4 separate regions of the Homo sapiens genome follow, and all the other regions are linked to region 4. A link is a loop called in an ENCODE intact Hi-C map of the cell type or tissue named here. Cell type or tissue: CD4-positive, alpha-beta T cell. All regions are shown on one strand. Links, peaks and the distances in the headings refer to the core of each region. The heading gives the core; the rest is flanking DNA.

The links. Peaks named below come from ENCODE experiments on the same cell type or tissue, not always from the same donor. Only the 100,000 strongest peaks of a DNase experiment are listed, where the experiment ranks them.
Region 1: a loop joins it to region 4, with 8 times the contacts of the local background. A loop is called at or near these places in 9 of 110 quality-filtered maps.
Region 2: it touches region 4 in a loop (14-fold over the local background); 3 of 110 quality-filtered maps call a loop at or near these places.
Region 3: it touches region 4 in a loop (9-fold over the local background); 6 of 110 quality-filtered maps call a loop at or near these places.

The regions. Positions count from the first base shown.
Region 1 is chr6:52,262,229-52,266,228 of GRCh38, forward strand. MCM3 (minichromosome maintenance complex component 3) reads right to left here. Exons shown (of 17, transcript NM_002388.6): 16 at 3,847-3,916; 17 at 1,787-2,558. The coding sequence ends at 2,360. Among named protein-coding and RNA genes, the nearest start is that of IL17F, 20 kb to the left of the region's middle. RefSeq lists a silencer at 2,142-2,561. In CD4-positive, alpha-beta T cell, for the core only: CTCF peaks have their summits at 1,685 (motif pointing left) and 1,887; a DNase peak (open chromatin) is centred at 1,673.
Region 2 is chr6:51,851,285-51,859,329 of GRCh38, forward strand. It overlaps PKHD1 (PKHD1 ciliary IPT domain containing fibrocystin/polyductin), which reads right to left. Exons shown (of 67, transcript NM_138694.4): 49 at 4,609-4,786. Among named protein-coding and RNA genes, the nearest start is that of PKHD1, 230 kb to the right of the region's middle. RefSeq lists enhancers at 3,209-3,733, 3,734-4,257. In CD4-positive, alpha-beta T cell, for the core only: CTCF peaks have their summits at 4,212 (motif pointing right) and 4,412; a DNase peak (open chromatin) is centred at 4,177; H3K27me3 peaks cover 190 bases.
Region 3 is chr6:52,060,508-52,068,552 of GRCh38, forward strand. PKHD1 (PKHD1 ciliary IPT domain containing fibrocystin/polyductin) reads right to left here. Exons shown (of 67, transcript NM_138694.4): 12 at 5,469-5,570; 13 at 4,448-4,543; 14 at 2,012-2,153. Among named protein-coding and RNA genes, the nearest start is that of PKHD1, 23 kb to the right of the region's middle. In CD4-positive, alpha-beta T cell, for the core only: CTCF peaks have their summits at 3,167 (motif pointing right) and 3,381; a DNase peak (open chromatin) is centred at 3,204; H3K4me3 peaks cover 514 bases; H3K27ac peaks cover 586 bases.
Region 4 is chr6:52,659,653-52,667,697 of GRCh38, forward strand. LOC730101 (a long non-coding RNA gene) reads left to right here and starts at 4,749. Exons shown (of 3, transcript NR_024405.1): 1 at 4,749-5,767; 2 at 6,737-6,866; 3 at 7,097-8,045. RefSeq lists enhancers at 3,508-3,607, 4,539-4,833, 5,205-5,324 and a silencer at 4,539-4,833. In CD4-positive, alpha-beta T cell, for the core only: CTCF peaks have their summits at 4,208 (motif pointing left) and 4,408; DNase peaks (open chromatin) are centred at 3,599, 4,179 and 4,719; H3K4me3 peaks cover 1,361 bases; H3K27me3 peaks cover 411 bases.

The DNA of each region.
Region 1 (4,000 bases), core at 1-4,000, 400 kb before region 4:
AGCTTGAAGAGTGATGAAATGGTCAGCAAAGTCAACCTGATATTACAGCTATTATCACAATGGTAGGTGCACATATCCCCCCACTCTGTGCCTCAGTTTCCTCAGAGGTGAAGGACAGACTAAGAGTCCCATTGACAGAATGTTTGCCTTTCTAGAACAAATCACTTGAGGAGATCCCTAAGAACTCCTAGAACTGTTCTTCATAGCTGTACCCCATCAGTAGCACCTGACATCCTCATGGTCCTCCCTGGATTCCTATATCTCTGTGTGTGCCCTCATTTGGTATATAATCATACTTAATTTTTTTTTAATAAAGACAGGGTCTCGCCATGTTGCCCAGGCTGGCCTTAAACTCCTGGACTCAAGCAATCCGCCTGCCTCAGCCTCCCAAAGTGCTGAGATTACAGGCATGAGCCACCGTGCCCAGCTGTACACTTTATATTTTGAAATTTTCACCAACATATTGACATATCCCCAGCCTAGAAGCCTCAGAGCAGAAAGCGCCACTTTTGCACCCACTGCTATACCTAGCACAACTTCTGACTTATTGCCAATGCTCAACAAATGGCAAATTCTTCCTTCTGGTACCACTGCACTCTCTTTTGAAACTGTGCTCTCTAGACCACTTCCAGTAGGACTTAGATCTCGCTCGCATCAGTGAGGGGGAAAAAAAAATCCCAGATAAAACAGAATTCCCCAATAATTTTGTACTACTCCCTTTAAGAAAAAAATCCCTTTGTCCTAACGAACCAAAGAATATCTCCTGCTTTGTGGTAAAGGATCACCCCTCAGCAAAAATGGAAAAGAAAATACCTCAGCAATCTTACAGCCAAGAACTGGCACAACTTCAGAGCCACATCTGCCACCAGAAAGCAGCTTCCGGTCCATGTGACCGAGGCCCCCCATAAAGTCACATGATTCTTCTAAGTAACTTGAAAAATTCTTCAGAAGCTATTCAAACCATATAACGGTAGGACAGAAGTCCCGCCCTGGCCCCATCACAAGCTTCTGTGCAAACAGGCTAACCAACCCCAAAGAGTGGACACCCAGGTAGTTTCAAAAGCATCCTGTAGGCTGGGCACAGTGGCTCACACCTATAATCTCACAGTTTAGGAGGCCGAGATGGGAGAATCACTTGAGTCCAGGAGTTCAAGGCCAGCCTGGGCAACAGACAGACCTCATCTCTACTAAAAATTAAAAATAAAAACTTAGCGGGGCATGATGGCACGTGTCTGTGGTCTCAGCTACTAGGGAGGCTGAGGCAGGAGGATCACTTGAGCCCAGGAGGTCAAGGCTGTCATCAGCTGTGATTGTACCACTGCACTCTAGTCTGGGCACAAAGCGAGACCCTGTCTCAAAAAAAAAAAAAAAAAAAAAAAAAAAGATACTGTAACAAGATCTCATTATGGGCAAGAACTCCCAGGATTTTGAGGTGTCTGACGTATCGGGTATTCTATCTTTATGAAGGATAAGTTTAGATTCAGGCAAAAAGCGCCAGGCAGAGGGGCAATTCTTCTCCTGAACTTTTACTCACTAGCCTCCCGTGGCCATTTAGCTATTTTAAATTGGCAGGGTTTGGTCTATACTATCAATTTTGACTGATAAACGCTGGTGCTGCTGAAGAAGAAAACTGCCTCTAGAGAAGACATGACCCCCAGAGATCACAGCAGGCTGCTGCCACCTTGTGGTAGTTTGCTGCAAATGCGGGAGCAGCAAACCCTGCACGATTGCTCTCAAGGAAAACAATTCAATGTTATGTATAAAAAACACACTATGACTATTAAGACCATGTGTACGAAATGGCTAAGTTTATTCAACATCTCGGATATTCATCTGGATATTGGGTTTGTTTTGTGATACAATACATATTCACCTTAACTGGTGCTACTGCAAAGAAAGCTTTCTTGACCTGCATGACGTGCCTCAGAGCTTCTCTCCACCAATTGGAACCACCCAAAGCCTAGTCTAGACCAAAGTGCTCTGGAGAAAAAAAACAAAACAAAAAAACAGCAAACAGAAAACAGTTGTGCCCCCAAAAGTACTCAGAAGTCATATGTTATTTACAATTGGGTTTGTGTGGGATGGGAAGTAGGGCGGATGAGCCAGTGCTTTTGCAATGAAGATGCAATAGTCATTGTCCTCTCCCACTGTCTCCTCTTTCCTCACCCCATGGCAGCTTTCATGACCCATTCCCAAAGGGTCCACCGAGTCCTGAACTCAGCTTCATCACCAACATTCCTCGCCTTCAGTTGAATTCAACACTGTTAAGGGAGTAGAGGCAAAGACTTGGGTCAGGGAGAGGGTGGGAAACACAGAACAAACTCTCTCGGCACAACCCAAGTTCAGAGACGAGGCCTCCTCAGATGAGGAAGATGATGCCCTCAGACACCATGACCTGATTGTCATCCTGCATCTTGCTCAGAGCAGCCTGGATCTCAACTGAAGAGAAGGGCTCTTCGCTGTCCCGGTTGATGGATTCTGTGAGGCGATTCATGCCGATTGACTGCGCATGAGCTTCCCGGAACACATCCAAGAGGGCCACCTTGAATGCCTTCAACCTGCCCCAGACAGAAGAAAGGGGGAAGAGGAGTAAACAAACCCAAATGCTCTCAGGAAACAGCTATACTAGGAAAATCCATAGTATTAATACAGTAGAGGCGTCCCCTCAATATTCTTTCTCACACACACATCTGCCTCTGATGGCAGTGCTACCCTTGAGGAGCCCCCTTTAAAGCTAAACTATTGTACTAGCGTGTGGGAAATTGGCATTCCCATTCACTGTAAAATAGTAACCCGGTCAGCGTCAATGCGGGACAATTTAACAGCACTTACTAAACCCTTAAAAGCGTATATCCTTTGGCCCAGGGAGCCCATTTCTAGGAACTCACCTTATAGCTATACTTGCATGAGTGCACACTGATAAATTTAATACTGTTTTACTGTAAACAGGGAACAACCCAAATGTCTATCATCAGAGAATTTCATTAAATTTTTACCCATCCATACCATGGAAACCCTGCAGTCATTAAAAAGAATGAGATCAAACAAGCACAGTGGCTTATGCCTGTAATCCCAGCCTTTTGGGAGGCTCAGGTAGAAGGACTGCTTGAGGCCAGGAGTCCAAGACCAGCCTGGGCAACATGGTGAGATCCCGTCTCTACAAAAAGTAAAAAATAAACACTGTAAAAAAGTAAAAAATAAACACTGCACTCCGGTCTCAAAAAAAAAAGTGAGATCTATACGAGCTGATTCAAGCATTTTAAGATACAGTTGATGGTTGTCCTTGAGGGATAGAGTTACAATTGATTTTAATTTTTTTTCTAAATACTTTTCAATGTGTTTCAAATTTTTTTCAGTAAATACACTGTATTATGTGTTTAAAGTATAAAAAGAAAAAACGTAAAACTTGGCTATGGAGTTTCTTGGTGTCCAGTAAACAAAATTCATAGATAAAAATGTTTCCTAAAACCCTGGTGGTAAAAATTCTTCATTTCAAAAACAAATGGCCAAAATGTATCTATCCCACCAAGAAGAATCTGAGGTTACAGTAAGACATTAAGTTTTATCCTTATTGTAAAACTCTTCTCTCTCAGAAAGAGAGAATTATTAATTTAAACAACTGAAGATTCTGGGTAAAGGACATCCAGAAGTTCTTCATGCTTTTCTCATAACTTTTCAGTAAGTTTGAAATTAAATGAGAATATAAAATGTTAAAAGCTGCAGGCCTCTAGTTTTGAGTTCTATTGATGACCAGCAGTTTGTTTCCCACCCTCTCCAAGGGAACAAAGTCCCTTCCTCAGCGATACACAGAATTCTTGAAGGGGCAGGAGCAACATCCGTACTCACCTGGATTCACTCAACTCCACTTTCTGGGATTCCTTGGTCTCCTGTGAGTCTGCCGTCTTTGGAGTGTGTACTTCAGAGGGTTGATGGTTGTAGAGATGGGGAAGATAAGCAAGGTGAAGCCATTTCCACAAACACTAGAGAAATCATCTCCACT
Region 2 (8,045 bases), core at 2,426-6,425, 810 kb before region 4:
TGGATTTGGTTTGCCAGTATTTTATTGAGGATTTTCACATTGATGTTCATCAGGGATATTGGCCTGAAATTTTCTTTTTTCATTGTGTCTCTTCCCAGTTTTGGTATCAGAATGATGCTGGCTTCATAAAATGAGTTAAGGAGGAGTCCCTCCTTTTCAATTGTTTGGAATAGTTTCAGAAGGAATGGTACCAGTTCCTCTTTGTACCTCTGGTAGAATTCAGCTGTGAATCCATCTAGTCCTGGGCTTTTTTTGGTTGTAGGCTATTAATTAGGCTATTAATTACTGCCTCAATTTCAAGGCTTGTTATTGGTCTATTTAGGGATTCAGCTTCTTCCTGGATTAGTCTTGGTAGGGTGTATGCATCCAGGAATTTATCCATTTCTCCTAGATTTTCTAGTTTATTTGCATAGACATGTTTATAGTATTCTCTGATGGTAGTTTGTATTTCTGTGGGGTCAGTGGTGATATCCCTTTTATCATTTTTTATTGTTTCTATTTGACTCTTTTCTCTTCTTTGTTAATCTAGCTAGCGGTCTATCTATTTTGTTAATTTTTTCAAAAAACCAGCTCCTGGATTCGTTGATTTTTTTGGAGGGTTTTTTGTGTCTATAACTCCTTCAATTCTTCTCCGATCTTAGTTATTTCTTGTCTTCTGCTGGCTTTTGGATTTGTTTGCTCTTGACTCTCTAGCTCTTTTAATTGTGATGTTAGGGTATCGATTTGAGATCTTTCTAGCTTTCTGATGTGGGCATTTAGTGCTATAAATTTCCCTCTTAACACTACTTTAGCTGTGTCCCAGAGATTCTGATACATTTTCTCTTTGTTCTGATTGGTTTCAAAGAACTTCTTTCTGTCTTAATTTCATTATTTACCCAGGAGTCATTCAGGAGCAGATTGTTCAATTTCCATGAAATTTTGTGGTTTTGAGTGAGTTTCTTAATCCTGAGTTATAATTTGATTGTACTGTGGTCTGAGAGACTGTTTGTTATTATTTCAGTTATTTTGCATTTGCTGAGGAGTGTTTTACTTCCAATTATGTGGTCGATTTTAGATTAAGTGCCATGTGGCTCTGAGAAGAATGTATATTCTGTTGATTTGGGATAGAGAGTTCTGCAGACGTCTACTAGGTCCACTCGATCCAGAGCTGAGTTCAAGTCCTGCATATCCTTGTTAATTTTCTGTCTCATTGATCTGTCTAATACTGACAGTGGGGTATTAAAGTCTCCCACTATTATTGTGTGGGAGTCTAAGTCTCTTTGTAGGTCTCTAAGAACTTGTTTTATCAATCTGGGTGCTCCTGTATTGGGGGCATGTATATTTAGATAGTTAGCGTTTCTTTTCTTGTTGCATTGTTCCCTTTACCATTATGTAATACCCTTCTTTGTCTTTTTTGATCATTGTTGGTTTAAAGTTTGTTTTATCAGAGACTAGGATTGCAAACCCTGTTTTTTTTTTTTTCTTTCCATTTGCTTGGTAAGTTTTCCTCCATCCCTTTATTTTGAGCCTGTGTGTGTCTTTGCACATAAGATGGGTCTCCTGAATACAGCACACTGATGGGTGCCTGACTCCTTATCCAATTTGCCAATCTGTGTCTTTTAATTGGGGCATTTAGCCCATTTACATTTAAGGTTAGTATTGTTATGTGTGAATTTGATCCTGTCATCTTGATATAATTTAGTTATTTTGCACACTAGTCAATGCAGTTTCTTTGTAGTGTCATTGGTCTTTATATTTTGGTGTGTTTTTATAGTGGCTGGTACCGGTTTTTCCTTTCCATATTTAGTGCTTCTTTCAGCTCTTGCAGGGCAGGTCTGGTGGTAACGAAATCCCTCAGGATTTGCTTATCTGGAAAAGATTTTATTTTTCTTTTGCTTATGAAACTTAGTTTGGCTGGATATGAAATTCTGGGTTGAAAATTCTTTTCTTTAAGAATGTTGAATATTGGCTTCCAATCTCCACTGGCTTATAGAGTTTCTCCTGAGAAGTCTGCTGTTAGTCTGATGGGCTTCCCTTTGTAGGTGACCTGGCCTTTATCTCTGGCTGCCTTTAACAGTTTTTCCTTCATTTTGACCTTGGACAATCTGATAATTATATGTTGGTCTTCTCATGGAGTTGGGGTTGGTCTTCTCATAGAGTGTCTTAATGGTGTTCTCTGCATTTCCTGAATTTGCATGTTGGCCTGTCTTGCTAGGTTGGGGAACTTCTCCTGAATAATATCCTGAAGTGTGTTTTCCAGCTTTTTTCCATTCTCCCTGTCTCCTTCTGGTACTCCAATCAATCATAGGTTCAGTCTTTTTATGAAATCCCATATTTCTTGGAGACCTTGTTCATTCCTTTACATTCTTTTTTCTTGTGTGCATGTCTTATTTCAGTGAGGTGGTCTTCAAACTCTGATATCCTTTCTTTTACTTGGTCAATTCGGCTGTTGATACTTGTGTGTGCTTCACAAAATTCTCATGCTGTGTTTTTTGGCTCCATCAGGTCGTTTATATTCCTCTCTAAACTGGATATTCTAGTTAGCAATTCCTCTAACTTTTTATCAAGGTTCTTAGCCTCTTTGCATTAGGTTAGAGCATGCTCCTTTCACTCATTGTAGTTTTTTATTACCCATCTTCTGAAGCCTACGTCTCTCAATTCATCCATTTGATCCTCCATCCAGTTCTGTGCCCTTGATGGAGAAATGTTGTGATCATTTGGAGGAGAAGAGGCACTCTGGCCTTTTTGGTTTTCAGCATTTTCTCGTTGATTCTTTTTCATCCTTTTGAGCTTGTCTAGTTTTGGTCTTTGAGGCTGTTGACCCTTGGATAGGATTTTTGTGGGGGCCTTTTTGTTGTTTTTGTTGTTGTTGATGCTGTTGTTGTCGCTTTCTGCTTGTTTGTTTTTCTTTCGGGTCCCTCTTCTGTTGGGCTGCTGCAGTTTGCTGGGGGTTCACTTCAGGCCCTATTCATCTGATTTGCTCCCATGCCTGGAGATGTCACTCAAGGAGACAGGAGTGCAGCAAAGATGGGTGTCTGTTCCTTCTGGGACCTCTGACCTCGAGGGGCACCAACCTGATGCCAGTAGGATCGCTCCTGTATAGGGTGTCTGACAACCTCTGTTGGAGGATCTCACCCAGTTTGGTGGCATGAGGAGCAGGACCCGTTCAACAAAGCACTTTGTCCCTTGGTGGAGAGGGTGTGTTTCACTGGGGGGAAACCCACTCGTCTGGGCTGCCGGGATTCCTCAGAACTATCAGGAGGACAGGCCAAGTCTGCTGGTCCACGGAGACTGCAGCTACCCACTCCCCCTGGGGCTCAGACCCAGGGAGATATGAATTCTGTCCCGGAGCCTCTGGCTGGAGTTATTGGAGATCCTGCGGGGAAGCCCTGCCTGCCCACTGAGGAAGGATGGGTCAGAGTTAGGCCCAAAGAGGCACTCTGGCTGCAGACAGCCACAGCTGGTATGTTGGGCTGTGGGGACAAGTCTTGGGACAAAGCCATCCAGCCTCCCTGGCTCCAACAGGGAAAAAACGCAGCCTAGAGCTATAGAAATGGGTGCTGCCTTTCCCCCATCCACAGAGCTTAGCATGTTAGGCAGTTGCAAGTCCCAGTGCTGGCTGCTGCCTCTCCTGAGCTCCAAACTGGGAGCTCAAATGGCTTAGACAGCAGGCAGCTGCAGCCAGTGCTGGTCGCCCCTCCCCGCGGGAGTTTGGTAGGCTTAAGCAGATTCCAGCTGAGAGGCTGTAAGAATCTGCTTAGGGCTCTAGGCCCGGGTGGTGGTGTGGGTTCGCGAGTGGGATCTTCCGACCCATGGGTTGCACAATTCCGTGGAAAAAGCAGTTTCCCCGGCTGGGTAGCGGCTCACTCACCGCCTCCCTTGGCTGTGGGGAACGGAGTTCCTTTTCCCCGTGTGGCTCTCAGGTGGGCCACCGCACCACACTGCTCTTCCTTCTCTCCGTGGGTCACGCCAGCCTTCTAGTCAATTTTGATAAGAGAACCTGGATACCTTGGTTGCCGATGAAGGCTTCACATGCTTATTATGTTTTTGTTTTGTTTTTTCGATGGTAGCCTCCGAACGTCTCTGTTTCTAGTAAGCCATCTTGCCACACGGCCATTTCTATCTTCACTGCTCTTATTTGTCTCCCTTAACCCAATCCAGCCTGGGGACTCATACAGACTTCGATTGGCAAGTTAATCTTTGACCACAAGGTGGCAGTATGCAATGTATAAATGCTTTGGTAAGGCATTTTCTCTGGCTACAAACACTTCTCTCTAGGGTAAATTGGCTATTGACCAATAAGTTTTAAAGAAATGCAATGCTATAAGATGTGTAGAGGTTGTTTCTCATTGTATTAATAAATTTAAATTTTCAGGCGTAACCATTCTGCATTCACAATAACACATAAATAGATTCTAAAATTTTCAAGTTTAAAAAGCAACCAAATCTCATATTTAGCTTATATTCATCTGGCCAAAATACTATTGAAGTTTTCTTTATCTGCATCAGAATATGCCAAGACTTTCAATAACGAGATAACCTGCTCCTCTTTCAACCCATTATCTCAAACAAAGAAAGATAAGAACAAATGAGAATGCAGCATACCAACTAATGGATTCCTTGGGTTACCTGCAGAGATCTGTTGATCCAAAGGTTCTCAGATTGCAATGAGTAGGTCTCTTGGTCCAAGAGCAGAGCCATCCAGCCACGAGGGTTAGACAATGTATCACGTACATAATTGACAGTGGTTGTTTTATTTCTGCTGTCAGTCATGGTTAAATCATAAGAAACTTCAGGAGTATTCGCTCTAAGGTGATTTTAAAAGGAAAAAAAATGGGTTGAGAGATTATTTGCTCATTCTGAATCCAATACATTCCTCTTTCATCAATTGCAATCATCTTTCCATTCTCTCCACATATGTCTTAGGCCCTCTTTAGTTGTATGTCTAGGGAGGTTTTAGCAGTCACTGTGTGAGTGAAAACAACCCAGTGGGAAGTTGCCATTGGATCATTTGCAAATTACAATGTCCTGGTGAACTGGAGGTGGTGACTCTCAGGTTTTTTATTTTGTTTGTTTTTTGTTTTTCTCCTTGAGACGGAGTTTCGCTCTTGTTGCCCATGCTGGAGTGCAATGCGCAGTCTCAGCTCACTGCAACCTCCACCACTAATAAATGTCACATTAATGATTTTGTATGAACCAAGACTATATACTATGATTTTAACAAAGAAATGTCTATGGCCAGAATTTTGCCTTGGACCAGATTTATCAACAGCAAAAAACATTATTATTGGTAATTGGATATTCACATGAGGAACAATTGACAGAGGCCTGGGACCTGACATGCCTAGGTGCTGAGACTCTCAGAAGTCCTGCTCAAAATGCCCAGCAGGAGTGGCTTCAGCATCCTTCTCTAGAATGATGAGGTAACCTGCTCCTCTCCTGCAGTCTTGTGTAATGCCTAGTACTCACTGCTATTACAGTACCTATGTGTTCTTGGCTTTGCCTTTTTAAAAACATAGATTATAAGATCCCTAAGTTAGAGGTGTTTTCCCCTTTCTTATTGGTATCCTCTGCCCTGGCACAGGGCCCAGCACACAGTGGCACCCAAATCATGTTTGTTATATGAATGAACAATGCATAGATGAGATCTTCCAAAAGCAGCCAGTGACATTTTCTAATGTATATAAAGTTCTATATATAGAACGTATAAAAACGTTCAGAAGAACTGCATTTTACCAAATGAGGAGACTGAGGCAGGGTAGAGCAAAAGCAATATGTGAGTATCACAAAGTAGAACTCGAAATTTGTGAATCCAGTTACCCAACTTATTCTATACAGCCATCCCAGAAAATGATTTTTAAGACTTCATTAAAGCATAAGTAGATTTAGCCAATGATTAGACCCCTAAAAGAGAGTGAAAGTGGACCTAAAGAAATAAAGCAAAATCCAAAAAAAAAAAAAATCAATACACATTATGACTGTTCTTCCTCCTTTGGTTTAGTTTTCATGAGAATCTTTAACTGTGGCATTTTGCCGCAGGCAGATAATTAAATTCTCAAAGTAAGGGAAATGAGTCAAAAGAGGACATTGGGTTTTCACAGTGAGATGGGGCATGAGTATATCTAAAGCCAATTTATAAGCCCGTGGAATAATTCAAAAAGGAACTTTTTTAAGTGTTGCACACTTGGGCACTGGAACAAATGGGTAACAACTGAAATCTAGATTGGCACTCAGTAGGTGTGTAAACCTGGGCAAATTTCAGCACCTATTTAACCTTTAGATTCATTTCTTTTTAAAATGGAGGCAACAATAGAATAGATCTCATATAGGTACTATGAAACATAAAGATAATCTACATAAAGCACTCACCAAGGCCAATAACATCTACTTAGGTCTCATTTAAGAACCTCAAATATGCCAGATTTACCATTCTGCACTACTTATTTGAATGCCTAGAGGTTTATTCAGGATATTCGGTCATTTAAAAACATACCAAAAACCCTTCCATGGTACAGATCATTGACCCTGGCAATGTAGCACTTGACACATATTTCTTGCAAGATTAAATGTATTTGTTTCATCCATGAACTAATGAAATGAAAGGGATGAAAAATGCTCAGGGCATTTGGGAATGAAAGAACTATTCTTTTTTCAGATTTCCCTATGCAGCATTAACTGAACCTTTAGAAATCTTGTGAGGAGGGGAAAATGTCTTCCTTTCTTTGGGTTTTAGATACTTAGGTTTGTTGTCCACCCTTCCCCACCCACCCCTTCAGGATTTAAATTGGAACTAATGGACAATTCTCAACCTATATTCTTAGAATCAGAATGAACACAAAGATCATCTGTTCTAATTTCCAATTCAGTGCAGGAATTCCCACCATATTTCATCCCTCCCCTTCTTTCAGTTATGGGGTGTTTACATCTTCGAATAGAAAACATTCCATATATGGGATTTAGTTTTAAATTGTAATCTTTAGAAAAGCTTTAGAATGTTAAATTTCCCTTCTTAGAATTTCTAGCCATTTGCGCTCAGTCATCATGGCTCTCTCTTCCCCTGATGGAAACCATGAGTCCCATAATCCCAGGATATTTTCCAGGAACAATTTGGCCCAACTATATTTAGCAAATAAAAATAAGCTTTGGGGACATAAGTGTAAAACAAACATGATAAGAGGTAAGTTCGAACTAAGAAATGTCAAAATTGGCTACAGTAGGTACTGTGGTCAGTAAATAAAACACACTAGAAATATCTAAATTTCCTCAAGTACAGGGAATGATTATAAGTGTTTCAGGTTCCAAAAGTATATCCTTCCAGTTTTTACTGAGACATATGGGCTTGGATTTATTTAAATAAATCTTGTGATTTATTTAAATCACAAGACCTAAATCCAAGAGAGACTAATTGATAAATCAGAATTTTTAGTTAATGATTGACCATAAGAAATAAAAGTGCCTTTCATATAGTGGGAGTTTAACAAATATTTTCTGACTGAATAAACAAGTGTTATATGCATCAGAACACTCCAGCTGGTTATGCAGTAACATTTCTCCCCAACTTGGAAGTCTACCTAGAAAAATCACATGAGGGTCAAGAGATTTCCTGCAAACTTATTTTCAAAAGAAATCAGCAGTTGGGTGATCCTAAGTTATTAGAGCTTGATACAATCAACCCCATATCAGTAGGATATTTGCCAAGAGGACAAACATAGTCAGTGGTCAGAAAACCTCTCCTAGGCACACACAAGCAATGTGCACTAATAATGGTCTCTGGTCTAGGAAAATGCTATGATTTCCTTGAAAACTCATATTTCTGCAATCCTAGTCAAGTGCTGTCAATTAAACCACTTTTTAAAAATAGTTTTAACTACAAACCAAAAGAAGATCTCTGTTCAAAAGCATCCATCTGTTCACATTTAATTCCTCCTGCCTCACCTATCTTCTCATGCATACCACGTTGATCATTAAAAAAAATTACCTCGGCCGGGAGCGGTGGCTTATGCCTGTAATCCCAGCACTTTGGGACGCCGAGGCGGGTGGATCATGAGATCAGGAGATCGAGACCA
Region 3 (8,045 bases), core at 938-4,937, 600 kb before region 4:
CGTCAATTCAAAATGTCAACAATTTCAAATTAAAACCCATCAAATGCAACTTTGAAGAAGATTACAGGCAATTTCATAAAACATTTTTTAAAAGATAATATTTTTAATATTTAAATTCCAGCAACCTAATATTATAGGCAGATATAGTTAAAGAACTGATTAGACTCTGTAAATAAATACCAAGAATATTTTCTGATAATGCTATTTTCTTAAATCTTCAGATGATCAATATAAAGATGTTTTTAAATTTTGCTTTAATGTACATACATTATCTTTATTTTTGAGATAATTTCATACCTAAAAATAGCTTCAAACATAACTACTTTAAAAGTCCACAATATAATTATATTAACTTACCAATAAATGAATATTTTAATTTTTTAATTTAAAATTTTTAGATTTTAAAGAGATTAATGAGAGAGGGAATGGAAAATTAGTTACTACCTGGCTTGTGGTTCCTCAAAATGGCAGTTAAAGGGACATACCCTGCAACACTTACTATAGAAGTCAAAATGTTCTTTTGCCTTTTGGGGTAGGCTGACTCACTCCTTAACACTCCCAAATACACCAAATGCAGCTGAAAGATTTTCCTTTGAACATTATTAAATGGTCGTTAAAAACTATGATAAATATGAATTATTAGGTGCTACAATGGACCACAAATTAACTGCCACATTTTTGTTTATTTGTTTCTTTGTTTAAAGACAGAGTCTCACTCTGTTGCCCAGGCTGGAGTGCAGTGGTGTGATCATGGCTCGCTGCAGCCCTAACTCCTGAGCTCAAACAATTCTCCACTTCAGCCTCTCAAGTAGCTACAGGTGCACACCATCACACCTGGCTAATTTTTTATTTTTTACGTTTTAGAGACAGGGCCTAGTCCCAAACTCCTAGACTCAGGCGATCCTCCTGTCTCAGCCTCCCAAGTAGATGGGATTACAGGCTCAAGCCATAGCATCCAGCCTTAACTGCCACTTTAAAACCATAAACTCATGGTTAAGTACCTAGTAAGTAAGGCTTCAGGAGACACTTTCCTGCTCACAGATTACCAACCCTACTTGGCTTATTCAATGCCTAAAAATTCTCTAAGCTTTTCTTTACACAACTGAGTTGAAATCTATTAGATTGGTGCAAAAGTAATTGCGGTTTTTGCCATTACCTTCAACGGTAAAAACCGCAATTACTTTTGCACCAACCTAATAAAATGGTAAAATATTTGGAGGAGGTCACAGACTGACTGAAATTCACACTCATGAGTCACAGTCATCCTCTCTAAGAAGGATTTCAAAGGGAAAAGAGATCCATCATTCAGTAAAGGATCCATCCTTCAACATATACACTGAGAACACACTAAGGAAACAGTGTGTCTAAGCAATTTTCAAGCTTTTATATTTTTAAGTTTACTTTAGAATACTAGAAATTTTGGCTACATCCTTGAAGGGACTAAAAAGACTAAAGGAATTACACACCATTAAACAGGAAAATTAGAATCATGATGCCATCACTACTACTGAAAACAATGTCTCACAGAACCCGCAAGAGCTTCCCCTACTATACAAGGGCCATTGGGTTGACCTTCAGCACTGGAAGGCTGTTCCTACAGCATGCTGCCTAGGCTTTGCTCCCTCATGTACCCAAAGGGCAAATTCTTGGATCTTTCTTTGGCATCAACCAGATGTTAGTTTTACCTCTTAACCAGGTACCTAAAGCATGTTTTACTCTGCTGTCTTTCCAGTCTCCTGGCCTGCTCAGCTCAATGTTCTAGTTGATAATCATCTCCAAAACAGATTGTAAACTAAGTTGTGGAAAATATACATATTACATATTGATCAAAATTTGTCCCTGCACTAGCATGACCAACACTGATTGAGAATACTGTCAAACTCTGTTGTTGTTGAATTGGCTAGTGTTATAAATTCCTGGAAATCTTGATACCTTCCTTATCTGTCTCCTAGCCTCACCTAGGTTAGCAAAGGTGCTTTTGATGTGGGCTCCCACTTTTCCTACAACATACCTGAAAGGTTGTCCTTCCTGTGACCAAAACCCAAATGGAGAACTGGCATTAGGGACAATCTGCCACCTGTACCCTGGGGTGGCTTCAGTCAGTTCCAGTCCCTCAACAGCATCTCCAACTTCAAAAAGAAGCCCTCGATTGCCTGTAAGACATGTAGATCGCATAAACATTACAGGGCGCACCTTCCCAAATTGGGGAATTACTTTATTTTAAATTACAAGGTGAAAGATGACCCAGATGCTACCTGTAAAGGTAAGTCAACCTAGAGCCAGATAGAGTAGTTATATGAAAGGTTCTGTAGTTAATATGAAATACAAATGTTCCGGAAAGTAATAAACATTCCATGGGTTAGGAGTTAGCCTTTTTTAGCAAGAGTTCCTAGAAAAGAGAATCAAGTCCTGGAGAAAATGTGAATTGAATGAGCAAACAGAAGCTGAGGCTGAGTAAAAGGAGGACAATGTGACTGTGTGCTGGTGACGTGGCTTGGCTTTGTGCTTCCCAAAGCCAGAAGTGGGCTTCAGTATCTTTTAAGTCCCAGTTCTGCTGTGAAATTCAATTCTCTAAAGTCTTTTTTCCCCATAACATTGGCAATCCTTAAGTTTCTCAAGTGTCATGGCCTCAATTTGTGGACCTGCACACAGAGCCAAATATGTGGCATGCTGCTATTATGTGACATTTTAAATGATATTGTATTAATTTATATTTTGTGTTAAGCAAACCCTGAGGCCAAAGGCACAGGTGCAATCAATATTGAATGCTAACTTGGGCTGAAGGCAAAACTCTGGAATCCCAGCTAGACGTGTAGCTTTGAGCAAATTCCTTGATGTCCTTGCATCTTCATTTTCTCATGCATCAAAATGGGACCAATAATAAAATAGCAATAATACACTAGGACCAAGGGAAAATATATACTCAAAGAGCCTGGAATACAGTAAGTGCTCAATAAAGGTAATTATGGTAATTATTATTTTAAACTAATACTGTTGTTCCTCAACAACTCCTAAAAGGGAGAGGTGGATAAGGAATAAACAGAAAAGTAAGAGCATATTTTGAAAATATTACTTTAAACCAGGGTTTCTCCACCCCAGCACTATTGATATTTTAGGCTGGGTAACTGTTGTGAGGGGGTGTCCTATGCATTGCACAATGTCTAGCAGCCTTCCCAGCCTCAGCCCACTAGATGTCAGTATCATCACCACCACCACCACTTCCGGTCTAACAGCCAAACATGTTTCTACACATTGCTACGTGTCCCCCGAGGGGCAACATTGCCCCTGGTTGAGAACAATTGGTTTCCATAGTAATTCGCCCAGCTTCTGTGGAAGAAACTTCAAAAGCCCTTCATAAAGGACAACACTAACTGTCAAACCAGCTGCATTCAGGAAATTATCCTACCACTACCCAAGTAGCTAAAGCAGGAAATACTGAAAAAGGGAGCAGACTCTCTATTTCCTGACAGGAAACACACATTATCTTGATTACTTGTTTCAGTAGTTTTGTTTCCTTGGATGGAAGCTTTCCCTGAGTAAAAACTGCAGATCTGGGAGCTGGAGAATTCTCAAGCCAAAACTTTGCATGCATTTTCACACCTGAATGCCCTTTCTTTAGAAAGGTTTCTTCCCCTGCTGGGCAACTTTCCTTGTAGGTGCTGTGCCTCTAGAGTTGACTCTCGCTGCCTGTAGTTTAACCATTAAGTCAGGCCCTTGGGCACAGATGTGCAGCCTGTGGTTCTTGGCTGAGTAACATACCAACTGCCCTTCATCCCTGACTACACTTGAGCCTTCAGTTCTAATGCTCAGCAGAAAAGTGCTCCAGTATTGTGCTCTTAATTTGCTGCTGTAGGGTGGATGCTTTAAACAGAGAAGGACAGCTGGAAGCTCCCTTGCCTCCTCCATTTCTGCCCACTTCAGGCATAACCTGGTGGCAACATCACAATATATCCCTGTTTCTCAAAGCAGCAGACAGATGCCCACAAGAGAGAAAAATTCATATTTAAATGCATCCCATTGTGCCCTACTCTCCGACCTTGTCTAATGCTGTTGTTTTGAGCATAGCAGAGCACACTCTAACGCTCCTGTCTTCTTAGCCAGTGGACGTGCAACTGACCCATTGAATGAAGGCGGGCAGTTTGGGGGTTTCTTCCAGTAGCTATAACAATATCTTGAGGGCAGTTATGCTTTCTAGACCATGGTCTCTTCTGGACGCCACTGGCCATACAGCTGGCTGGAGCTAGAAGTGCAATGTCACTAAGCACCTGAATAAAGCTAAGAGCCTTCCTGAAAGGAGAGCCTTGACAATGGTATCATGGACCCAGGGCTCACTGAGTAAGCCAGTCAAATAGATGAGAAAGAATTCAAACACTTTTATTTCTACTCGCCAGCCCATCATGATTAAAGATATTCAGAGTTTATTGAACAGCCCTGGTGGCTTCCTTACCTGGCTGAGGGGTGGTGAGCCTCACATCTTTTCCTGGAGCCCGAGTGGTGCACTCAATCTTCCTGGGAGACACGTGTCTAATATCACATGGAATGCCTAAAGCGAATTAAAGAAATTTATGTATGTGTGTGTGTGTAGGTATACATATATATGTATATGTGTGTGGGTATATGTATAATTATATATATATATATATATATATATATATATATATAGAGAGAGAGAGAGAGAGAGAGAGAGAGACAGAGAGAGAGAGAGGCAGTCGGGAGATGTGATGGCAAGACCAGACTGAAGTAGACAGGCTCCTATTCTAAGGCAAAGGGCTGGGTGTGGATGGAATAGCGAAAGTTGTCACCCCAATTGAAGGAGAAAAGAGAGAGTGCAGAGCAGCAGAGCATAGGGCAGCGTGGAGTATTCAGAAGGAAAGCCATGCAATGGAGTGCTCTTCATTGGGGACGTACTGAACCACCTAACTGAGCATGGGAGGTAAGTGTGACATGACAGTGTGAGGACACCCTTGGTGTCACCAACTACAGAGGCATCCCACCTGCTACAGGACCTGGCAAAACAAAAGGCTCTAGACAGGTCCATAAAAGGGTTTGCCAAGGTTGGGGTGCGGGGGATTTCCAGAGTAATCTGCATAGCAAATGCCCACCCACTCCTGCTTGTCTATATCAAGACAGCTAACAAGGGAGAGTGAAGAGAGGGGCTGTTTTTAGTAGAAGTAAACCTTTGTCAAGAAGGAGCTGTATTTCTTTCTTTCTCTTCACTCACAAGATAGGGGCACCTGAGGGAATTGCCTATGCATTGTGAGTGTGTCTGCAGGACATTCCATTCCTGTGACCCATGTACTGTAGGACCAAAATCCCACCTGGTCTCAACCAAACACATGACTTATCAAACATGATGAGTCAGAAGGGGCAAAGCTTGCTTCCTCCTGCATCCCTCATGCCATACAGACATATAATCTCCTAGAGCATCTAAAACTATGAACTATTTTCAGCCATTTCATCATAGTTACCTGCAATGGTAACCTGGGCAGAATTGTCAAAAAAGTCTCCTGTAATTGTGATGTTTGTTCTTCCCCCAAGGCTCCCAGTTTCTGGAAACACAGATAATATTTCTGCAAGAGTTAAAAAAAAAAAAAAGTAAGCTTCCAAATATAGACCAGAATATGACCTAGATAATAATATAATAATAGGAGATATTAATAATTTCTTACTTTAACTTTCTAAGTCCAGCAACAGTTGAATTTTTTTCTAGTAATAACTATTTAAAAATGCACATAATAAGAAAAAGACCAGAAGTATATATTATCGAGGATCAATATTTGAAAGGAAGGGGAAATGTGGAATCATTCATGGTATCAGCAAAAGCCCCTAGTACCATGACATTTTCTCAGAAAATCTGTCTCCTGACCTCAAGGACAATATTGACAAGTCAGGGAACAGTAAGTTACAACACAAGGAGGAATCAACTTTGGGTACACTGGGAAAGGCTTCAGTTCACCCATATGAATCTGTAATTTGCTCTAAGCAGAAGAATGAATTTCACTGTCTTTAGGACCCTCCCACTCTTTCCCACACTGAATGCTCCTTCCCCACATGTACCTCACACCTCATACCCAGTTCTTTCATGCTGCTCCTGATTGTTTAAAATTGCCTACAGTGACTCAGGCCTGTAATCCCAGAACTTTGGGAGGCCGAAGCGAGTGGCAGGTGGATCACCTGAGGTCAGGAGTTTGAGACCAACATGACCAATATGGTGAAACCCTGTCTCTTCTAAAAATACAAAAATTAGCCGGGTTCCGTGGTGTGCACCTGTAATCCCAGCTGCTTGGGAGGCTGAGACAGGAGAATTGCTTGAACCCAGGAGGCGGAGGTTGCACTGAGCCAAGATGGTGCCACTGCACTCCAGCCTGCGTGACAGAGCGAGACCCTGTCTCAAGAAAAAATAAAATAAAAAATTTAAAAAAAGAAATTACCTACAGTAATATGACACATAGTCCTCAGAATTTAGCTTTATCTCATTCTTTCCTCTCCTACGATCAAGCTTTGACATTTCTAAGATTCATTCCCTCCAGAGAAAAGAGGAGTTGCATTTTGTGTAAACTGAAGGTACAAAAGCTAATGATGAATGGTTACCCCTGAAAAATAGACATTTTAGGAGGTTATTTTATAATGCTTTTTGCCCATGAGACAAAGCAGAGGAGACATATGGAGGCAAAGATTGATCCCTTACACTCAGATACCAAAATTCACCACTAAACCATAATAACCCCCTGCTTTTAACCCACTATTTTATAATTTCTTTTTTTTTACACTAGCACTGGAATTTTGTATCAGCTTTACGTAGAGATTAACACATTCTTTTGTTATGCATTCAAAATTACACAGATCAAAAACAAAATTTATGAAGTTCTTAAACTTTTAACATAGTTGTAGATATTTGATAATTTTTTTCAACATTCACAGAGCACCTATTATATGGTACTAGGAATATAAAGATGAATACAAAATAGTTCCTGTCCTCGAGAAGATCAGCATGGTAAGGCAGGTATGCAAAACTATCATTTAATACCTTGGGTCGGAGAAATTAGAGAGTATATGAAAGAATAGAGAACTTTGGGAGTAGGATGGGAGTATTGAGGTGTAGAAGAAAATGTTTAGAGATGACACTAATCTGAGTCTTAAAGGATGAATTAGAAGTGGCCTAGCGAAGAGGAGAAGGAGAGGGCATTTAAAGCAAAAGATAGCCTGAGTGTGGACAGAAGAAATTGCACAGTGCATGTTAAGTGTGGCTGGAGTATGAGAGACAGAGATAAAGCTGGAGAAACAGACAAGGAGGAGGTCAGAAGTTTGCCCCATTTCCAGTAGGGGATAGCAAGCCATAAGAGGATGGTGAATAGGAAGGAACCATGCATCAGATATATGCTTGATGTAGAGAAAGCCAGGGAGGGGCTTGAAGGGGCAGAGGGCAAGTCAGGGCCTCTAGAAACCACTGCAGCATGTAACACAAGAGGTGATGGGGTCCAGAAATGGAGAGTTGCTGTACAGATACATCATAAATAAGAGAGAAAACTGGCAGAAATTGGTGATTGAACAGATATGGAAAGGAGGAGGAAGGAGAAATTTTAGATGAATTCCAAGATTCTTGCTCCTCTACCTCTTTAGACGACTTTTGGAATAAGAAGGATAAGCACCACTTTGTCAGTTTTAGAGATGCTTAATTAAGGCTCAAAAAGCTTAAAAGGCTTAACTAGTGATTGAATGTCAGCCCCTGAGGAGCTCAGCCCAGGGCTCTTCATGGCTGTCTACACCCTCTCTTCCTACAGCCTGCTCTGCTGTGAAGAAGTTCTGGCCTGTGAGTCCTGATCCCAAGAAGACACTGCCCTGGAAATGTAAAAGAGCTGTGTCATCAGAGATACCTGTCAGCCTATCAGTCATTCTAGGGTTTGATAGCAATGGGCAGGCTCACAAAAACCTTGGAGTGGAGTGGCAAGAAGAGTGTGCTTCCCACCATATATTGGCTATGGACATAAGATTTGGAATTAGAACTACACATTCTAGCTCTAAGACCTTTGGCTTTGGACAAGATA
Region 4 (8,045 bases), core at 2,387-6,386:
TGGGATTACAGGTGCGTGCCACCACACCTGGCTAATTTTTTCTTTTTTTAATTTTTAGTAGAGATGGGGTTTCACCATGTTGGCCTCAATGCTGGTCTCAATCTCCTGACCTCAAATGATCCACCTGCCTCAGCCTCCCAAAGTGCTGGGATTACAGGCGTGAGCCACCGTGCCTGGCCCCAAAAATGTCTTAAAAAGCCATTTCATGAATAATGCAATTCCTTCCCCTTCATCTTCATCCCAATACAGTAGATTTATAGTTTCACTTTCTGCGGTTTTAGCCAATGGTTGTCCAAAAATATTAAATGGAAAAATTCCAGAAATAATTAATAAGTTTTAAATTGTGCACCATTCTGAGTAGCATGATAAAATCTCACACCAACTGCTCCAGCCCACTTGAGATGAAAATCATCCCTTTGTCCAGCATATCCATGCTGTCTATGCTACCTTTTGTTTAGTCACTTAGTAGCCCTCTTGGTTATCAGATCAAAAAAACATAGTAGACTGTAATACGGTTCAGTACTATTCAGTTTCAGGCATCCACCAGGGGTCCTGGAATGTACTCTCCATGGATAAGAGGGCTACTGTAATCTTTATGAAATGAACCCTGAGAGGAGAGCTATAAAAATGCTCCTAGGTGTTCCACAGTCTGCGTAAGGTGTTACAGGTGTGTTGTTCTGTTTCAAAAGTAACACTTCATCTACACCTGGCTGGCATTTCAGATCCCTTTAATATTCACTCCCCTTATTTCCAAGAATTTTTTTTTTCTTTTTTTTAACACAGGGTCTCTCACTCTGTCACCCAGGCTGGAGTGCAGTGGCACAATCCTGGCTCACTGCAGCCTCATCCTCCAGGGCTCAGGTGATCCTCCCATCTCAGCCTCCCAAGTACCTGGGACTACAGGCATGCCACCACACCCAGCAAGTTTTTGGTATTTTTTGTAGAGATAGGGTTTCACTGTGCTGCCCAGGCTGGTCTCAAACTCCTGGGCTCAAGCCATATGCCCTTTGGGGGCTCAGCCTCCCAAAGCTCTGGGATTACAGGCGTGAACCATTGTGCCCAGCCCTTTCTATGAAATTTCTTAGAGATCCCGCTTAAACTTGTTATAACGAGCAGCCCTCTTAGAACAAACTATAAAAGAAAGGAGGGAGAAAGGGACTGAACCGTTTCTCTCATTAAACTTGTACCCAATTTGACCTTAACAGTGAGCGTGTCCCATTGCATTGTTGAGAGGATTTTAGAAGGTTCCTGAGTTGCATATTTTCAAGTATTATCATGCCCTATTTTTCAGTCTAAGCCTTCTCTTGGGACTTTTTCTTTTAAATTAAAAACATTGTTTAAAATGTGTTATCAGAGTAACATTAATGTAATGAGAAGAGGCAACCTTATCAGATAAGATAATCTGTTTTTCCTGAAGGATGCCATTTTCATTGCATTAGGTTGTTTGCTCACAGAGACCTGTAGACACATAGATTAGCCCTGCACATCAAGTCTTCTTTCTCACCAAGCCAATTTCCTGTTTGATTTTTACACTCCAAGAATCACAAGTACAGTAGCAGCTCCATGGGGACAAACAGAATAGGAAAGATTGAGTTATCTTTAATATTTGTTTTTGTTTTTTATTTCCAAGAAAATCTCTTTTAGAAAAGATGAAGTTGTCTTGTCCATATATGCCAGTGAATGCATGTAAATCCATTTACCATAGAGAAGAACACAGTTCTTTTACTGTTAAAGCCAAATAGAAGAGTCAGTAGTCATGTCATCCAAGACAGAGGCTCTTCTGGCCTTCAATGTACAGAGACATGTTGCATTAAATTCAGTTAAGGGCAACCAATGAAAAACAAGCTACACACAAAGATTACCTCTCACCCCATCATGCAAAGTTTCCATTCAGCAACATCTGGAGACTGCACAGCCCATTTGATTTAAATAGAAGACTCAGAGGCAGAAACCATATTCAGCCCAGATTCTTTGTGAACATAGCTTGTTGCTGAACCAATTCACTCTGCTTCTAATTCACAAATCTTCAGCCCTAAGCGGCATCATTTGGTTCTTATGAGGCACAGAGCCCTTTCCCCACCCAGGGCCTTTGCTTGGTCCATTCTCGCTGCCCGCATTGTGGCTCCCCTGGCTCTTGGCCTGCTGGCTCCCTCTCAGACTTCAGGTTTCAATTAAAATAACAGCCCTTCCCACTCTCCTTACTTCAGAGTTAGTCTCTGACATGGCAGTCTGTTGATTTCTAAGTCCTATTCCAGGGCTTGACATCTCATAGTTGCTTGTTGAATTAATAAATGTTAACTCCAAAAAATAATAATAAATGCTTTCTCCAGTTAAAAAAGTAGATATTACACCGTTTTTTAACAGAATAGTAGTGACAAATAACAATTGATCGCCTTAGCTGGGTGTGGCAGTTACAGCTACTTGGGAGGCTAAGATGAGAGGATCACTTGAGCCCAGGAATTTGAGGCCACAGTGAATTATAATCTTGCCACTGCATTCCAGCCTGGGCAACAGCGTGAGATCCTGTCTCTTAAAAAAAGCCCAGAAGAGTATATTTTAGTTAAACATACACATGCCTGTGATCATCAAATACCAAGACTGTAATGATTAGCTCAAGCTGTTGAGAAGCAGAAGCTGCCTTCTAATGGTGACATGCAGGATGCTCAGGCAGAATTTTAAATGGGTGCCACATTGAATACCTGACCACTCTATTTCAGAACTGTTCCTCCTCTGGATGCTTATATGCATTTATTATCTATTCCATTCACCCATCCAATAAGCACTACTACTGCTTTAAGACTCTTATGAACCTCTTCCACTAAAGTTTAAGCTTCTGGATACCAGGGACAACTCTTTTTAATAATAATGGCAAATACTATTGAGTATCTCTTACGTGCTAGTCATAATGTTATGTATTTTCCTGTATTAATGTATGTGGTGGAGCTTTGACTTAAACCCGGACAGAATGACAGCAGAGCCTGCACACCTACACTTTTCTTAAACCTGGATCTGGGCCGGGCACGGTGGCTCACACCTATAATCCCAGCTCTCTGGGAGGCCGAGGTGGGCAGATCACTTGAGGTCAGGAGTTTGAGACCAGCCTGGCCAACATGGTGATACCCCATCTCTACTAAAAATACAAACATTAGCCGGGCGTGGTGGCGAGTGCCTGTAATCCCAGCTACTCGCGAGGCTGAGGCATGAGAATCGCTTGAATCTGGGAGACAGAGGTTGCAGTGAGCTGAGATCGCACCACTGCACTTCAACCTGGGAGACTGAGTGAGACTCCGTTCTCAAAACAAAAACAAAAACAAAAAACAAGCAAAAAGCCTGGATCTGACACTTCTTAGCTGTTTGCATGACCTTTGGTGAGTTGCCTCAGTTTCCACCTCTGTAAGGTAGGGAGGATAGAGTATCTACCTCAAGGGTTGTTGTGAAGATTAAGAGTTGATACTTGTAAAATGCTTAGAATAGTTCCTGGCACACAATAGGTACTCATTAAGTGTTTGTTGTTTGTTGTTGTTGTTATTGTAACCATTATTGCTTATAGGAAAGTCCCTTGTCTGGGAAACCCTCGGTCCTGGTTTTAGCATGGAAAGTCCCATGGCCTTGGTAAAAGTTCAAAACGGGTCCATATGGCAGGCTGAGGACAGAGAGTCAGCCTGGCGCCCTGGTGGTCACTCTCCACTGTCCTGCATCTTTTTCAGAGCTCACCTCTGAAAAACTGCCCCTTACTCTTTGTAATTGCCACCCTCCCAGTATTTCAGGACACTGTACTACTTAGCCAACAGGGTGTACAGAAATCATATACCTTTTTCGCACATTCTTCTATGTACTAAGCTTGTCCAACCCGCCTTATTCTGTTGTCGTTGTTGTTCTGTTTTGTTTTGTTTTAGGCTTTTAGCAGCCTGAAGCCGTGGTTTTTAGTTTCTGTCTCTAATGAAGCTGAAAAGAGGGATGAGGAAGGGGCTTTACTGGCCCAGCCAGAAACAGAAACTAAGAACCTGTGACTGTATTCAGTCTCTTTAACATCCCAGATTGTAGACCATCACTCTAGTTTCCCCACTTCCTGTTAACTTTTATAACTATCTCTGAACTTTAACAGAACACTATTTTGTGTTTGCAAATAACGTGCTAAAACGCCTTTCCTAGCCGAATCAAACCCTAGCATCTAGTGCCCCCTGCTGCCCTTTCATAGGAAAGGCAAGAAGGATGAAAGTTTGATTCACTGACAGTAAAATTTTTACTTGTCGAGATTTCAATAGGAATCGGTATAAATATCCTAAATTATATTCACGTTTCATCTTTTCTTTGAACCTACTCCTTGACTTGGTTTTTTGTCTTGCCTTTGCGAACATTCATTTTTGCTTAATTATATTTTTCTCATTTATATTTGCTTTCCTTGAATTTCCTTTTGGTTGTTTTGCTATTGCTATTTGAACTTGTTTTGTCTTGGCTCTTTCTCACTTTGGCCATGCCTTGACACAGACGCGCGGGGTCGAGAGGCTGCGGGCTCGGCGGGCGGAGGGCGCATGGGAGCCTCTTGGCCCTGGACCTGCCCCTGCAATCCTTCCGCGGGATCTCTTGGACCCTCTCCAGGGTCCTGGCTCTGAGACGTTGCTAGAGGACAAATCCGCGGGATTTAGAGCGCGGCCAATGGGACAGCGGTGCCTGGCTGAGTGTCAGGCAAAACTAGCCAATAAACATGTAGTTTGGGCAAGGTGGGTCCGTCCCCTAACTCGGACCTTATAAAGCGCGCCCGCTGCTCCCACAAAGCCGGGCTGTCCCAGGCTGAGGCGGTTGCTCCCCTGCCGGGTGTGTTAGAAGCAAGTTAGAGGAAGAAGGTCTTGGGGACTACGGGCGCCACCGAGAACCCATACGAGGCAGCCGCCGACGGCGGGTCGCCGGGGCGGGGCCAGAACGGCGCCAAGGCCAACCAGAACGGCGGCAAGAACTAGGGGGACGCGGGGCAGGTGCTGTGGGAGTTGGCTGGACCTGTGGGATCGACGTCTGCGCCGTCCAGGAGCCGCCCAGGGGAGAGAGCGGAGACTCGGGAGGAGGATGTGCGCTCCGACCCGGGCAAGGCTTCCCATCCCTCCCTTCCTCTTCTCTCCTTCCCTCCACCTGGGCTCGGAGTCAGGATCTGACCGCGGGCTCTGCCCAGGAAGACCGAGTTCCTTGAGAGCGACACCTAAGCGCCGGGGAAGACAGGGATAGAAGAGACGACAGCCCTTTGATAAGAGGGTTTTTAGACTAACTTCCACCTGTGACGAGTGCATGGGGCCTGCGCCCTGAGAGGTTGCCTTTCCTTTTCCTCTCCCACCCTGGGGGTTTGTGGTGATGTTAAGTTCTGTTAGGACCAAGGTGGATCTCAGTAAGGAGGTAGAGTAGATTTGTGAACAGCTGTCGGAGGTAGAATCTTTGCAGACCCAGAGTGGGTGGGTGTAGACACTTTGCCATGGGTGGTAGCTTTATTTGTAATCCTCCCAGTGAAAGCTTTGGGAAATCCAGCCCTCCCAAACTCTTGCCTTTCTTGTAAGACTTTCTAAGCGCATGGCTTTGTCGTAAGACTTCTCGTGGCCATGTGTCTCACCCTACCGTTCGTCTCACCAATGAACCAGAGCTGGGATACCAGCAAAAAGGACCCAAAAGACTGTTTCACCACAATTGAAGAGGTCGTGGACCATCCCCCAAAATGAATCCCAACACTGGAAGACCAAGAGGGTTGACGTTTGCTATCTTGAAAGCTGCAGCCCCCGTAGAGAAGGTAAGCTGTGTATTCCATCAAAGGTCTGTGTGTGCAGGATTGCATTTCCAAGAGAAGGCATTCCTGGATCATGATCATTTTGTCTGAGCTGCATGTGGCCAAGTGCACTGGGGGAAGCAGAGTTTAGGAACTTGTTCCTGTATGGATTAAGTGGGAAGTGAAAAGTATTAAATATATGGGCGGGAGTGGTCCAGGAAGGGGAGAGTGGACATTTAGTACCTGTTTGGGCCCCTGCACTAAATGCTTCACATATAAGGATTAGAAAAACACCCAAAGATTCTTAGATAAGCATTTCAGTGCCATTTTACAGAAGGAAAAACTAAGATGCAGAGAGGATTAAGCAACTAGAAGAGACCACATAGTGAGTAAAGCGTGGAACAGCAAGGATTCCAACCCTGTAGCGCAGCTTTATGTCTGGAGGAAGCAAGTCTTAGACTGGGACTGTCAGGCCAGGAAGAAAACTCAGAGCATGGACAAAAGGTTCAGAGGGAGTGAGGACCGATTTATATGTGTTGAGGTAAACCAGGTGGATTTCTGTTTTGGAGAAAATTGGGAAGTCAGGCTTAGGTAGAGGGTGGTGTGTTTGGAGGGGATAAAATATTTTGTGCACCTGTAGTTTGTGTATTCCACCTGTGGTAGAATCTTGTGGCTCAGAAAGAAAGAACCTGCCTCGGGTAATGCTACTAAGAAATGCCAAACAGAATTAGAACCAGAGTCTACTTAACCCCCTTCTCAGAAGAAATTGTCCAGGTTTTAGCACTGAAAGTCTTACATCTTGGGAAACTGAACCGTCCCAGTTTTAATGCTAAAAGTCCCTCATCCTGGGAAATCCCTTAGCTGTGGTTTTAGCACTGACAGTCCTGCTTCCTAGGAAACTCCTTACTTCTGGTTTTAGCCCTGAAAGTCCCCAAACCCCTTAGTCCTTGGCAAATCTGGATGATTGATCCACTTACCCTTCTGTTGGAACAGATCCTAGAGCAGAAGGAGCACAGGCTGGGCTGCCATAGCATGGACCCCCAAAAAGCCACTGTCATGAAGAAATATCCTGTGAAGAAAATCTTTGCAGGGCACCTGAACTCCCAAAGCCACTGAGGAGAAGGTAAGGGAGTACTTTGGTGAGTTTGGGGAGGTGAATTTCTCCCCAGGATATGGTTTATGCTCCCCACCAGCCACCAGTGGATGCTTTTTTCTGTTTTCCTTGGCTGGTGGAGTTGTCAGTGGAGCTGCTCTCACCTCCTTTCTTGCCTTTGGAGGGCCGCCTTTTCTGAGTTCCCTTTAGGGCCTGAGCCAGGGGAAGGCATTGGCCCTGAGCTTTGCCTGTGTTTCCAGATGGAGGCCATTGAACTTTCAGTGGATCCAAAGTCTAACAAAAGACAATGTCTTGTTTTCGTCACCCCCCAAAGAAGAGGAACCTGTGAGAAATATTCTGGAGAAATTTAACACCATCAGTGGAAGCAAGGTGAGGAGTCTCTACCTCCATGTGCCTCCCCTCCTGCCTCTGGAGAGGTAGCCCTTTGGTTAATGGCAACCCAATAGGGTAACCAACCATCCCATTTTAGCATTGAGAGCATTGTGTCCTGGGAGACCCTTCCCTGGAATGTAAATAATCCTGGTTTTAGCAACAAAGTGTGGAAGGTTGGAGGAAATGCACAAAACCCGTAAGTTTTAGAGGGTCTGAAAGCAACATTGTCTATCAAATGGATACGGCACAGATTATTCATCTTTACTTGTTGTCACCCATTTGACCACTGATACTGGCAACCATAATTTGTAGTTCAGAATGGTCATCCATCCATCGTTGCATCATTCAAAGTGATGTGGCTTAAGTGTATATAATGATTATTAATAGTTCATCTTCGACTTTGCCTGTGGATTAATTGGTGTGCTTTGTAACAAGATAGTGCTAGTTTAATTTTTTAACATTGTGAATATTGTGACCATGTTTTCTAAGAGGTCAGATAATGAGAATGGTTATAATACCAATGCAACCATGACCCCATCACTGAAGAAGAAGGCTAAACGACTATGTAATTTTGATGATGGATGGAAGGACACATACTACTGAACTAGGAAGGTAAATAACCAAAACAGAGCATACTACATAATATACAGAAAAAAATTTGAGATTGGACATGGTGGAGAAGGGGATGTGCAAGCACATATGGAGGGCAAATCTCACAAGTAAGATGGGACAGGTGAATGCTTCTAAACCAATCAAAAATACCTTTGTTTCCCCAAAAGACACCAATGCTCAGTCAAAAATAGCAGCTGCTGAATT